Regions from separate parts of the Homo sapiens genome. Here region 1 is linked to region 2. A link is a contact called in ENCODE Hi-C or POLR2A ChIA-PET data. All regions are on one chromosome and are shown on one strand. The core of a region is the stretch at or near the end of the contact, and the rest is flanking DNA. Distances in the headings are between cores, read along the strand shown.

What was found. Hi-C counts contacts between places; a loop is a spot of excess contacts on that map. ChIA-PET counts read pairs that join two places held with the same protein, here RNA polymerase II (POLR2A). Pooled maps may share reads with other maps.
Region 1: a loop to region 2 is called in a pooled map, with 2.5 times the contacts of the local background. The contact joins two enhancer-like sites. A Hi-C loop is called at or near these places in 1 of 168 maps with a recorded cell type or tissue (endothelial cell of hepatic sinusoid) and 1 of 50 pooled maps. POLR2A ChIA-PET finds 5 or more read pairs at or near these places in 4 of 52 experiments (Panc1, WTC11 and activated CD4-positive, alpha-beta T cell).

What each region holds. Positions count from the first base shown.
Region 1 is chr6:110,857,318-110,863,491 of GRCh38, reverse strand. It overlaps a transcript of AMD1 not described here and the pseudogene CNN2P9. Among named protein-coding and RNA genes, the nearest start is that of SNORA40C, 12 kb to the right of the region's middle. Within about 2 kb of position 4,036, at least 6 of the 41 ENCODE cell types and tissues checked have a DNase peak (open chromatin) inside an H3K27ac peak, as active enhancers do.
Region 2 is chr6:110,680,442-110,686,312 of GRCh38, reverse strand. The region is part of intron 2 of CDK19 (cyclin dependent kinase 19); the gene reads left to right. Among named protein-coding and RNA genes, the nearest start is that of CDK19, 130 kb to the left of the region's middle. Within about 2 kb of position 3,783, at least 7 of the 41 ENCODE cell types and tissues checked have a DNase peak (open chromatin) inside an H3K27ac peak, as active enhancers do.

The DNA of each region.
Region 1 (6,174 bases), core at 2,787-5,286, 180 kb before region 2:
AGGCTGAGACAGGAGAATTGCTTGAGCCCAGGAGGTGGAGGTTGTAATGAGCTGAGATTGTGCCTCTTCACTCCTGCCTGGGAGACAGAGCGAGACTCTGTCTAAAAAAAAAAAAAAAAAGCAAGCAGAATCAGGTTTATGTTTCCCAGAGTTAGGAAGCTTCTACTTTGTAGAAGTGAAGTAGCCCTAAGTAAAAGACATGTATCTACAATCGAGACTCATTCCAACTTAAAAAAACGAACTTGGGGGCCAGGCGTGGTGGCTCATGCCTGTAATCCCAGCACTTTGGGAGGCCGAGGCGGGCGGATCACGAGATCAGGAGATCGAGATCATCCTGGCTAACATAGTGAAACCCCGTCTCTACTAAAAATACAAAAAAATTAGCCGGGCGTGGTGGTGGGTGCCTGTAGTCCCAGCTACTTGGGAGGCTGAGGCAGGAGAATGGCGTGAACACGGGAGGCAGAGCTTGCAGTGAGCCGAGATCACGCCACTGCACTCCAGCCTGGGTGACAGAGTGAGACTATGTCTAAAAACAAACAAACAAAAACAAACAAAAACAAACAAACAAAAAACTGAACTTGGTTTTCCTATCGTGAGGACCACAAGTCCACAAGCCAAGAGTCTGCAATCAGTTTGTAATGCTTCAAGCTTAAATACTAATGTCAGATATTTGAGGAGAGCCTTCAACATTAAAGAGAGAGAAAGATAAATCAAAGTAAATAGGCCGAGTGCAGTGGCTCACGCCTGTAATCCGAGCAGTTTGGGAGGCCGAGGCAGGCAGATCACTTGAGGCCAGGTGTTCAAGACCAGGCTGGCCAACTTGGTGAAACCTCACCATCTCTACTAAAAATACAAAAATTAGCCAGGCGTGGTGATGCGAGCTGGTAATCCCAGCTACTTGGGAGGCTGAGGCATAAGAATTGCTTGAACCCAGGAGGTAGAGGTTGCAGTGAGCTCAGATCTCAACACTGCACTCCAATCTGGGCAACAAAGCAAAACTCTGTCTCAAAAAAAAAAAAAATAAGTAAATAGGCAAAAAAGGAAACCAGAGGAAACAGAAATAATGCAGGAAGTAGAAGGAAACTTCCAAGGATAAAAGACCATCATTATACCCCATACAAATAAGAGAAAGCACTCTATCCATTAAAAAAAAAAAAAAAACAGAACAATCACACAAAACCAGAATACTATGAATAAGGAGAATTCAGAGAACAAAAAAGAATGCTAGGAAATTAAAGCTAGGATTGCTGAGATTTTTTAAAAATTGGAGACTGGGCAACATAATGAGACTCTATCTCTACAATATAATAAAAAAATTAGCGAAGTATGGTGGCACCTGCCTGTAGTCTCAGCTACTCCTGGGAGAATCACTTGAACCTGGGAGGTGGAGGTTGCAGTGAGCCAAGATCACGCTACTGCACTCCAGCCGGGGTAACAAAGTGAGACTCCATCTCGAAAAAAAAAAAAAAAAAGATTTTAAATCTTTAATAGGTCACAATCAAAGAACAAAGAATCAGAATGCATTGAACTTCTCAACAGCAACATTGGAAGATTAAAGACAATGGAGCAACACCTTTAACATTTTGAGTAAAAATTATTACTTTATTTTTCATTTTGTTTTATTTAATCTTTTTTTTGTGTGTGTGATGGAGTCTTGCTCTGTTGCAAGAGCAAGTGGCTGGAGTGCAGTGGCGCAATCTTGGCTCACTGCAACCTCAGCCTCCCAGGTTCAAGCAATTCTCCTGCCTCAGCCTCCTGAGTAGCTGGGATCACAGGCATGTACCACCACGCCTGGTTAGTTTTTGTATTTTTAGTAAAGATGGGGTTTCACTATGTTGGCCAGGCTGGTCTCGAGCTCCTCACCTCAGGTGATCCATCCACTTTGGCCCCCCAAAGTGCTGGGATTACAGGCATGAGCCACCGTGCCTGGCCTATTTTATCGTATTTTATTTTATTATTTTATTTTTTGAGATGGAGTCTCACTCTGTTGCCCAGGCTGGAGTGCAGTGGCATGATCTCGGCTCAGTGCAACCTCTGCCTCCTGGGTTCAAGTGATCCTCCCACCTCAGCCTCCTGAGTAGCTGGGACCACAGGCACACGCCACTACATCTGGCTAATTTTTTTTTTTTTTTTTGAGACGGAGTCTCACTCTGTCACCCAGGCTGGAGTGCAGTGGCATGATCTCGGCTCACTGCAAGCTCTGCCTCCCGGGTTCATGCCATTCTCCTGCCTCAGCCTCCCGAGTAGCTGGGACTACAGGCGCCCGCCACTACGCCCGGCTAATTTTTTGTGTTTATAGTAGAGACAAGGTTTCACCATGTTAGCCAGGATGGTCTCGATCTCCTGACCTCGTGATCCGCCCACCTTGGCCTCCCAAAGTGCTGGGATTACAGGAGTGAGCCAGCGTGCCCAGCCCATCTGGCTAATTTTTGTGTTTTGTGTAGAGACTGGGTTTCACCATGTTGCATGAACTCCTGACCTCAAGTGATCCACCCGCCTTGACCTCCCAAAGTGCTGAGATTACAGGCCTGAGCCACTGTACCCGACCAGCCAATTAATAAAAGCAAGGGATCACCACAAATTTAAAAATCAGAAGTAAAATGTGATTGTTCTCTCTCTCTGTGTGTGTGTGTGTGTGTGTGTGTGTGTGTGTGTGTGGGTGGGTGTTTTGTTTTGTTTTTGTTTTTTTTCTGAGATGGAGTCTCGCTCTGTCACCCAGGATGGAGTGCAGTGGCATGATCTTGGCTCACTGCAACCTCCACCTCCCGTGTTCAAGGGATTCTACTACCTCAGCCTCCCAAATAGCTGGGACTTACGGGCACATGCCACCAAGCCTGGCTCATTTTTGTATTTTTAGTAGAGACGGGGTTTCACCATGTTGGGCAGGTTGGTCGCGAACTCCTGACCTCAGGTGATCCTCCCACCTTGGCCTCCCAAAGTGCAGGGATTACAGGCATGAGTCACCTTGCCCAGTATGTGTGTGTTTTTTTTTAATCACATAGAATGGTATTATAATTAGGGCAATAGAATGAAAATATTAAAGAATTGTTTAACTTCTGTTTATGGCTTATTCTGCACTCTTCTTATTTGAGAAAGATAAAAGCTGGAATAATTGGAACAATAAACTATGAGTATAAATATATTATTTCTCAGGATATATATATATCTTTTTCTTCTTACCAACAGAGGTTTTACTGCGTTTGGTCCACAGTCGTATTTCACATTATCTCATGGGGTAGGGCCCCTGGGTGGGGGTCCCTGTGCAGTACTCGGTGGGGCGTGTGGCCAGGGGAGACGGAGCAGTATAACTGGTCAGGCCCAGAAGGGGAGAAGGAGGGCTGGAGGCTCCTTAAAACCTACTGAGGGGCTGGGCATGGTGGCTCATGCCTGTAATTCCAGCACTTGGGGAGGCCAAGGTGGGCGGATCACCTGAGGCCGGGAGTTTGAGACCAGCCTGGCCAACATGGTGAAACCCCATCTCTAATAAAAATACAAAAATTAGCCAGGCGTGGTGGAGCACCTATAGTCCCAGCTACTTGGGAGGCTGAAGCAGGAGAATCACTTGAGCCAGGGAGGTGGAGGTGCAGTGAGCCAAGATCGCACCACTGCACTCCAGCCTGGGCAACAACAACAACAACATCAACAACAACAAAACCTACTGAGGCCACAGTGGAGGGGGTGGTTAGCATGGAGAAGGAGTCAGGCTTAGCCCCAACAACGCAGAATTCCACTTCCTTCTACGGGCCTCACTTTCCTCACCGGGCCCCAGGGCAGGTCTGAGGGTCTGAGGTCTGTTGGTTCTAGGGAAATGCAGCCACTTGGGAGCCTGAGATATTTAGCATTGTGGCCAGGCCCCCTTTCCCAGGGCACTCATTTCCCAGCACCCTCTCCACTGTCCCCGCCCCATTCCTCGGGGAAAAAAAAAAGTATTTTTCTTTTGTTAATACTTCCTGAAACTTTTGCGGGTACAGAAACCACAAACTGATTGGCTGACACAATGGGGAAGAGACAAGGGAACCGGAAACCTTCGGGGACTGGGTCCCTCCAAGCCCAGGTCTCTTCTCCCCAGCACTGCTCGGCCCACAGCCTGGACGTGCCAGCAGGGACCTTTACCCTACACGTATGGGGATACGGCTTTGACCCCTTACCCCACAGCCTGGTGGCTCAGTCCTGCGAAGGACCAAGGCAAGGGGGAAGAAAGACCTCCCTGATCCCACACCGCCACTCACAGACCCTGGGTTGATTGGCAGCACTGAACAGGTTAAGAAAAAAAAAGATGAAAACACAGAAAAACCCAGAAACTCAGACGGGGAGATGATATGGGGAGAGAGCGTGCTGGGAGCCTCAGTAGCCAGCCTCCTCCTGGTAGTAAGGGGGATATTCAGGGACCTCCCCCGAGCCTGCGCGCCCGAGGGAGCCCTGTCGGCCACTGTGCCTTCTGGGCAGAACTTGGGGTCATGTATCTGCCGGCCCAGGCCAAAGACCTGGCCGCTTTGCTTGGCGCCCTGCGTGTAGCCCATCTGCAGCGACATGGAGGAGTTGTCACACTTGTCGGTTCCCAGCTTGGTGTCAACCGGGTCCCGGAGCCGTCATGCCCACCTGGCTGGCACACTTGTTTGTACCCATCTGGAGGCTGATGGTTAAGTTGTCCATGGGGGGCAGGATGTGGTTCTTGGGGTCGTAGAGATGCCTCCTTGTGCTGTACGCGGTCATGCCCGACTGGCTGGTGCATTTGTTGGTGCCCATCTGCAGCCCGATGGTGCACTGGCCAGCCTTCATGGTGGCGTCGTCGAAGTTCGGCTCCTGCTTCTCCGAGTACTTAAGGCCGATGTCCACCCCGCTCTGCAGCCCCTTAGTCCTGGCCTTACTCACCAGGGCGAGAAGAGACACCTGCAGCTGCGTCATGTTCCCACTCTCAAACAGGTCGTTGGCATCGAACAGGTCCACGGTGTTCATGCCGTAGCTGACCATGGCCTTGATGAAATTGGAGAGGTTTTCTAGTTGGTGCCAGTTCTGCATGGAACGGTTGATCTTGAGGACTGAGCCCGGCTGTAGCTTGTTCATGAGTGTCCATAAACTAATCCCGTCCTTCAGGCCCTTCTGGAAGTCGGGGCCGATGGAGAGGCTGGTGAGTCCCTCGATCCAGCTGCGGAGCTCTACCTCCTTCTGGGGGTCATATTTGCACAGGAGCCGGTTCTTGATCTCGGCTGACAGCCCGTACGAGGGGTCCTTGTTGAACTGCGTGGAGCTCATGGCTGGCGCGCGCTGCGGCAGGATGGGATGGGACGAAACAGACGGCCTGGCAGGCGCGGGGCTGGGACGCACTCCTCTAGGGATATTTTTATGTGGTCTGGGCATGGTGGCTCACAGTTGTAATCCCAGCACGTTGGGAGGCCAAGATGGGAGGATCACTCGAGTCCAGGAGTTTGAGACCAGCCTGGGCAACATAGCAAAACCATGTCTCTACCAAAAAGAAAAAAAAATAATAAGTTATTGGGGCCTGGTGGCAAGCGCCTGTAGTCCCAGCTACTTGGGAAGCTGAGGGGGAAGGACAGCTTGAGTTCAGAAGTTCTAGGCTATAGTAAGCTATGATCAGTCTACTGCATTCCAGCCTGGGTGACAGAGCGAGACCCTGTCTCTAATTCAATCAATCAATCTATAGTGATATATATGTATATATATACCATCTATATATATATACCATCTATATATATATATATACACACCATCTATATATATATACCATCTATATATATATATACACACCATCTATATATATACCATCTATATATATGCCATCTGTATATATATATATGCCATCTGTATATATATATACCATCTATATATATATACCATCTATATATATACCACCTATATATATACCATATATATATATACCATCTATATATATATACCATATTATATATATATACCATCTATATATATATAACTTTTTTTTTGAGACAGAGTTTCACTTGTTGCCCAGGCTGGAGTGCAATGGCACAATCTCGGCTCTCCACAATCTCCACCTCCCCAGGTTCAAGCGATTCTCCTGCCTCAACCTCCCGAGTAGCTGGGATTATAGGCATGCACCACCACGCCCAGCTAATTTTGTATTTTTAGTAGAGACGGGCTTTATTCATATTGGTCAGGCTGGTCTAGAACTCCCAACCT
Region 2 (5,871 bases), core at 2,534-5,033:
ATAAGGCACACTTCCTAAGGAGCATCTTTTCTGACTTTCGTGACTAGGTTAGGTTTCCTACATATGCACTCTGTATTTTTCCTTAATAGCCTCACCATAACTGTAATTTAAAAATTGTCCATTTTGTCTCCTCTTCAGTTCCTTTTAGGCTGTAAAGTCCCCAAGGCTCTCAGTGCCTCAAATATGCTTGGCACTCAAATGTTTTCTAATGGTAGATTTTTAGACTTTTTTTTCCCATTGCTATCTGCTGGGTATTTTCCATCATGCTTCTGCCTCATTCCCATGTCCCAGGGCAAGGCTTCATGGGACGTAATGGGCAGAATTCTGTGCAGTGACGACTTAGAAGCCAATTCATGATGATTGCATATGGAGCATCCTGAAGGTAAAGGCCATACATACGCCAATTATGATACTCCCTTTTGCAGGGGAAAGCCCACTTGTCCTTAACTTGATCTTAGTCACCTGCCATATTTTTGGTTAAAATCTTTACAGTATAGTTTTAGCTTGAGCCTCAGGTCCTCCAAAATAAATTATTTACAGGAAAAATAGTTTTAGCCTTTGGGGTGAATAGCTTTGAATGGTCTATTTAGGAGTTTTAACTTTGAAGCCATCTAAAATTTCGAAGTAGGAGAGTTAACAATTTATCAGACTTTTTATCTTAGGAAGATATTCTGATGTCAATACATAGAGTATATTAGAAGAGATAGGAGATGGATTATCACTTAGCCAACATTTGTTGAAAATCTACATGTGTTTGGCTTGTGCAAGACAATGGAAATGTATAGATGGAAGACACAGTCCCTGCATCTTACAATCAGTTAGGGGGAGACAATTATACTATGTCATAACTTTATTTAATTAGCAGTGTGTTAAGGGTAATTCAGTATGGATGGGAACATAGAAGAGACACTTCAGAAGAAGAGTTTCAGGGAAGGCCTCTTAGAAGAAGTGATAAATGAGTTCTTTCTAAAAAGTAAGTAGGCATTTATCAGGCAAAGAAGATAGGAAATATGTTTCTGTACCTTTCTAGGCAGAGAGAAGAGCACCTGTGTATATACTAGTTAAGGGTTTATTTTAATTATTAAGGTGAGAATTAATGAATGATATTTAAGAAGCAGAGTATGTAGCACTTGGTGAGTGAACACTGGTTATAAGGTTTTCTTTTCTTTTTTTTTGAGACAGAGTTTCGCTGTGTCGCCCAGGCTGGAATGCAGTGGCACAATCTTGGCTCACTGCAACCTCTGCCTCCTAGGTTCAAGAGATTCTCCTGCCTCAGCCTCTTGGGTAGCTGGGACTACAGGCACAAGCCACCATGCCTGGTAATTTTTGTATTTTTAGTAGAGATGGGGTTTCGCCATGTTGGCCAGCCTGGTCTCTAACTCCTGACCTCAGGTGATCCACCTGCCTCAGCCTCCCAAAGTGCTGGGATTACAGGTGTGAGCCACTGTGCCTGGCTGATGATAAGGTTTTCAGCCTGCCTTGATGATTGGGAAATGTTGGCATCATTGCAGGTATAGTAAACACACTAGGAGGTAAAGTTGGGCAAGTGATACTCAGTTTTGGATCTGTGGATTTTGAGTTACAGTGGGATATTCTCTTGGTTGTATTGTATGATGCATCTTGGGAAATTGATGTCAGTTTAGGAGTGACATTAGGGCTAGAGATTGAGATTTGGGATTCTCCATAGAAGGAGCAGCTAAAGCTCAGGTCCATGGGTAAGATGTTAAGAAAAACTGTGGAATGGAGAAGGACAAGAAAACTAGGGACAGAATTTGGAGAATAAGTCGATACTTTTTTCTTTTAAGCCAGAATCTAAATAAGGAATTTTAGGTTAGTTTCACCCACGTCCCCCACCCCTTATTCCCCACCCCCCACCCCACCATTCTATTTCAAGGAGAGAAAAGGATAAATAAGAAGGACATAAACATTTGTTAGTAGTTGATTATCGAAATCCCAAGGGACTGAAAGACTGCCTAGGGTCTTATAGCAATGCAAAATCAACAACAACAACAAAAATAAATAAAGAAGACTACATAGAGTCAAATGCAAATTTCATTTTGTTTAACTGTCAAGGTAGGAAGGTTTTTGACAAGGAGGGTTGCAAGCAAAAGTTTACTTAATGAATCAGTAAATGAGTTAGAATACCCCTCAGAATTCCAGGTAATTAAGATTTTACTTTGTAAACTCTTTGTTTTAGTTTGTATCTGTTTCATTTTTCATATTTAAATTGTGTATATTCAGAGTGCCCTTGATTTATAAGAAGTATATCCAATTTTCTCATGGGATATGTTAATAAAAGATTAAGGCTGGGCATGGTGGCTCATGCCTGTATTCTCGGCACTTTGGGAGGCTGAGGCAGGTGGATCACCTGAGGTCAGGAATTTGAGACTAGCCTGGCCAAGGTGAAACCCCATCTCCACTAAAAAAAAAAAAAATACAAAAAATGAGCTAGACATGGTGGCATGTGTCTGTGATCCCAGCTACTCGGGAGGCTGAGGCAGGAGAATCACTTCAACCCGGGAAGTGGAGGTTGCAGTGAGCTGAGATCACGCCACTGTACTCCAGCCTGGCAACAGAGTGAGACTCTGTCTCCAAAAAAAAAAAAAAAAAAGATTAAATACTTATACTAAAAAAGAATAGGTATGCTCTCATAGTCAAGGAGATGTGAATTTCTTATTTATCGCAAAGCTTACTTGGTTTCAGATATCTCTCTTAGACCAAGTACATGCAGAATTTAAAAGTCAGAGAGAAAATGAAACCAGATTGTTGAAAAATGGGAAAGGAAATAACTTTCATATAGCCATTTTATTATTATAGAAACTACTAAGTGGGTGTTTCATGGACTTTGGCAAGGAAATGCTGTGGCATTTTCCAACTCAGCCTCACTCTCTAAGTATCTCTGATGTCAAAGCTAACCGGAGTGGTTAGCATTGAAATTTTCACTTAAGTACAACAATGACAACAGCCACTGTTTATCAAGAACAATGCCAGGCATTCTACCTGGATTATCCGATTTACTCTTCATAACATTCTTGCAAATAGTGGTGGTTAAAAATGATAATAAAAGCTATAATTTGTCAAATGCTTAATTCGTTCCAAGCATCGTGCTATGTACTTTTTTTTTTTTTTTTTTTTTTTGGAGACAGTCTTGCTCTGTTGCCCAGGCTGGAGTGCAGTGGCACCATCTTGACTCACTGCAACCTCCGCCTCCTGGGTTCAAGTGATTCTCCTGCCTCAGCCTCCCGAGTAGCTGGGACTACAGGCGCCCACCACCATGCCTGGCTAATTTTTGTATTTTTAGTAGAGATTGGGTTTCACCATATTGGCCAGGCTGGTCTCGAACTCCTGACCTCAGGTGATCCACCTGCCTTGGCCTCCCAGAGTGCCAGGATTAGAGGTGTGAGCCACCGTGCCTGGCCCACTGTGCTGTGTATTTAATCTATTTATATTAATTTATTCTTTGTGGAAACTGTTTATGTTTGTAAGTAGACATCTTATTCTTCTATGAGATTCAGAAGAGTTAAGCAACTTGCCTTATGTCTTAACTGCTGCTAGTAAGACAGGATTCAAACTCAGCCTCTGATTCTAAAACCTATATTTTTTGCATTTTACTTACTGCCTCACTGTCATTTCAACTGGGTGGCAAAGGGGAACATTGACCTCCCTGGAGCTTATGACTGGTAACCAGGAAGTGTCACTGAAGTAAAATGAAGCAGAAGATTTAGGGCCACCTTGAACCAGAGCTGTGTTAGTCTGTACAGACCCCTTTTCAGAGTATGAGTGCCACCTGCTGGAAGGTTATGATGAATCTCATGTGTTTATAAAGAGCAGCTTCCAAAAGGCCTGTCGTAGGTGTGAAAGTGTCAACTTTCAAATACTAATTCTTAATTTACAGTTTTAGGAGTATTGGAACATTTTGGAATTAGGCAAATCTCCTATTTGCCATAAAACACCCTACTTCATTTACCTTCAGTTCTTTGGGAAGGGGAAAGAGGTGTTAAGACATTTTAAAAAATGATACTCAGTGCTTTCTAAAATAAAGTCGGTGATACTGTTCTCACTGAGGGGAAAGATTGATGGTCAAATGAATCACACTGTTACTTAAAAGAGATCAAAAAAGAATAGAAAATTGGATTTACTTTGAGATAAGTGAGTAATTGAAGTATAAGAGGATCTTTCCATTCAGAATGCCCTTGAAAAAGGAGTCAGGGACCCATGAGGGCATCATAGACTTGGAGAACAGAAAGTGAAAAGGGAAGAAAGATGTATACATAAAAATACGAATGGATTCTGGAATTTTTAGTCTAGTACAGACTCTCTAAATTGAGTCAGGATCTAGAGAAAGTTTAGAATTCTAACTGTAGATTATTTTACATTTAGGACAGTGAAAAGTGGACACTTTAAAAATAGCTACTTACATGCTTTGAAAGGAGCTCAGATAAAATATTGGCATGTTCATTGAACATTCTTCATTAGGCTCCAGTGGGATCATGTTACTATGCTGTGAGTATCTGGCATGGAAGATGTTATCATATAATATGAGACACAGGAAAATAATGGTCTACTTAATTGCTGTTTAAGTATGATTACACGTATTTGTAGTTGTATGATGTCATGTTGAACAAACATTTGTTAGACAAGAGATTAAAGTCCGTTGGTAAAATCTGATTTTGCCAAGAGATGGGGAAAGTACAAGTATGGCCATCTCCTTTCACTGTGTCCCTTCTCAGATAACCATGTAAAAAGAAGCTGAGATAGTATGATAGTGTCTTATTTTGGTAGGTGGATTTCTGGAAAGTTCTGTCTTCTGGTGTGTGTATGTATTTGTTTTTAAATTATAAGAGTAATGCTCATTGAAGAAAACTTGTAAAATAGAAAAAATAGAAATATAAATTATGCATAATCTCACACCCAGAAATAACTATTGTTAATGTTTTGGCATATTTCTGTTTGTTTTTTGTTTTTTTGAGACAGAGTCTCACTCTGGTGCCCAGGCTGAAGTGCAGTGGTGCGATCTTGGCTCACTGCAACCTCTGTCTCCCGGGTTCAAGCGATTGTCCTGCCTTAGTCTCTCGAGTAGCTGGGACTACAGGCATGCGGTACCACGCTCGGCTGATTTTTGTATTTTTAGTAGAGACGGGGTTTCATCGTGTTGGCCAGGCCAGTCGTGAACTCCTGATCTCAAGACATCAAGTGATCTGCCTGCTTCGGCCTCCCAGACTGCTGGCATTACAGGTGTGAGCCACCACGCCCAGCCCATTTTCTGTTATTTATATCTCTTTATATTTTATTTTATTTTATTTATTTATTTATTTTGAGACAGAGTCTCACTCTGTTGCCCAGGCTGGAGTGCAGTGGGACGATCTCTGCTCACTGCAACTTCTGCTTCCCAGGTTCAAGTGATTCTCCTGCCTCAGCCTCCTGAGTAGCTGGGATTACAGGCATATACCACCACACGTGGCTAATTTTTGTATTTTTAGTAGGGACGGGGTTTTGCCATGTTGTCCAGGCTGGCCTCGAACTCCTGGCTTCAAGTGATCTGTCCACCTCGGCCTCCCAAAGTGCTGGGATAACAGGTGTGAGCCACTGCACCCAGCCTGTGGTCCTTTTACATTATATCACAACGTTATAGTCTTTCCTCGAGTAATTAAAATATTTTAGTATATATATTTGAGGCTACAATATGTGGCTATTTACCATAATTTACTTATCAGTTTTCTTATTATTGAACATTTAGGTTGTTTACTGTTGTTGTTCATTTGTTTCTTTCAGTAAACAACAGTAGGAAAGTTAACTTCTTTGTTTTTTTCAGTAAACAGAGGTAGTGAATACACTCTTGTGTGATGTTTATCTAGAGCCTAGCATTTTCTT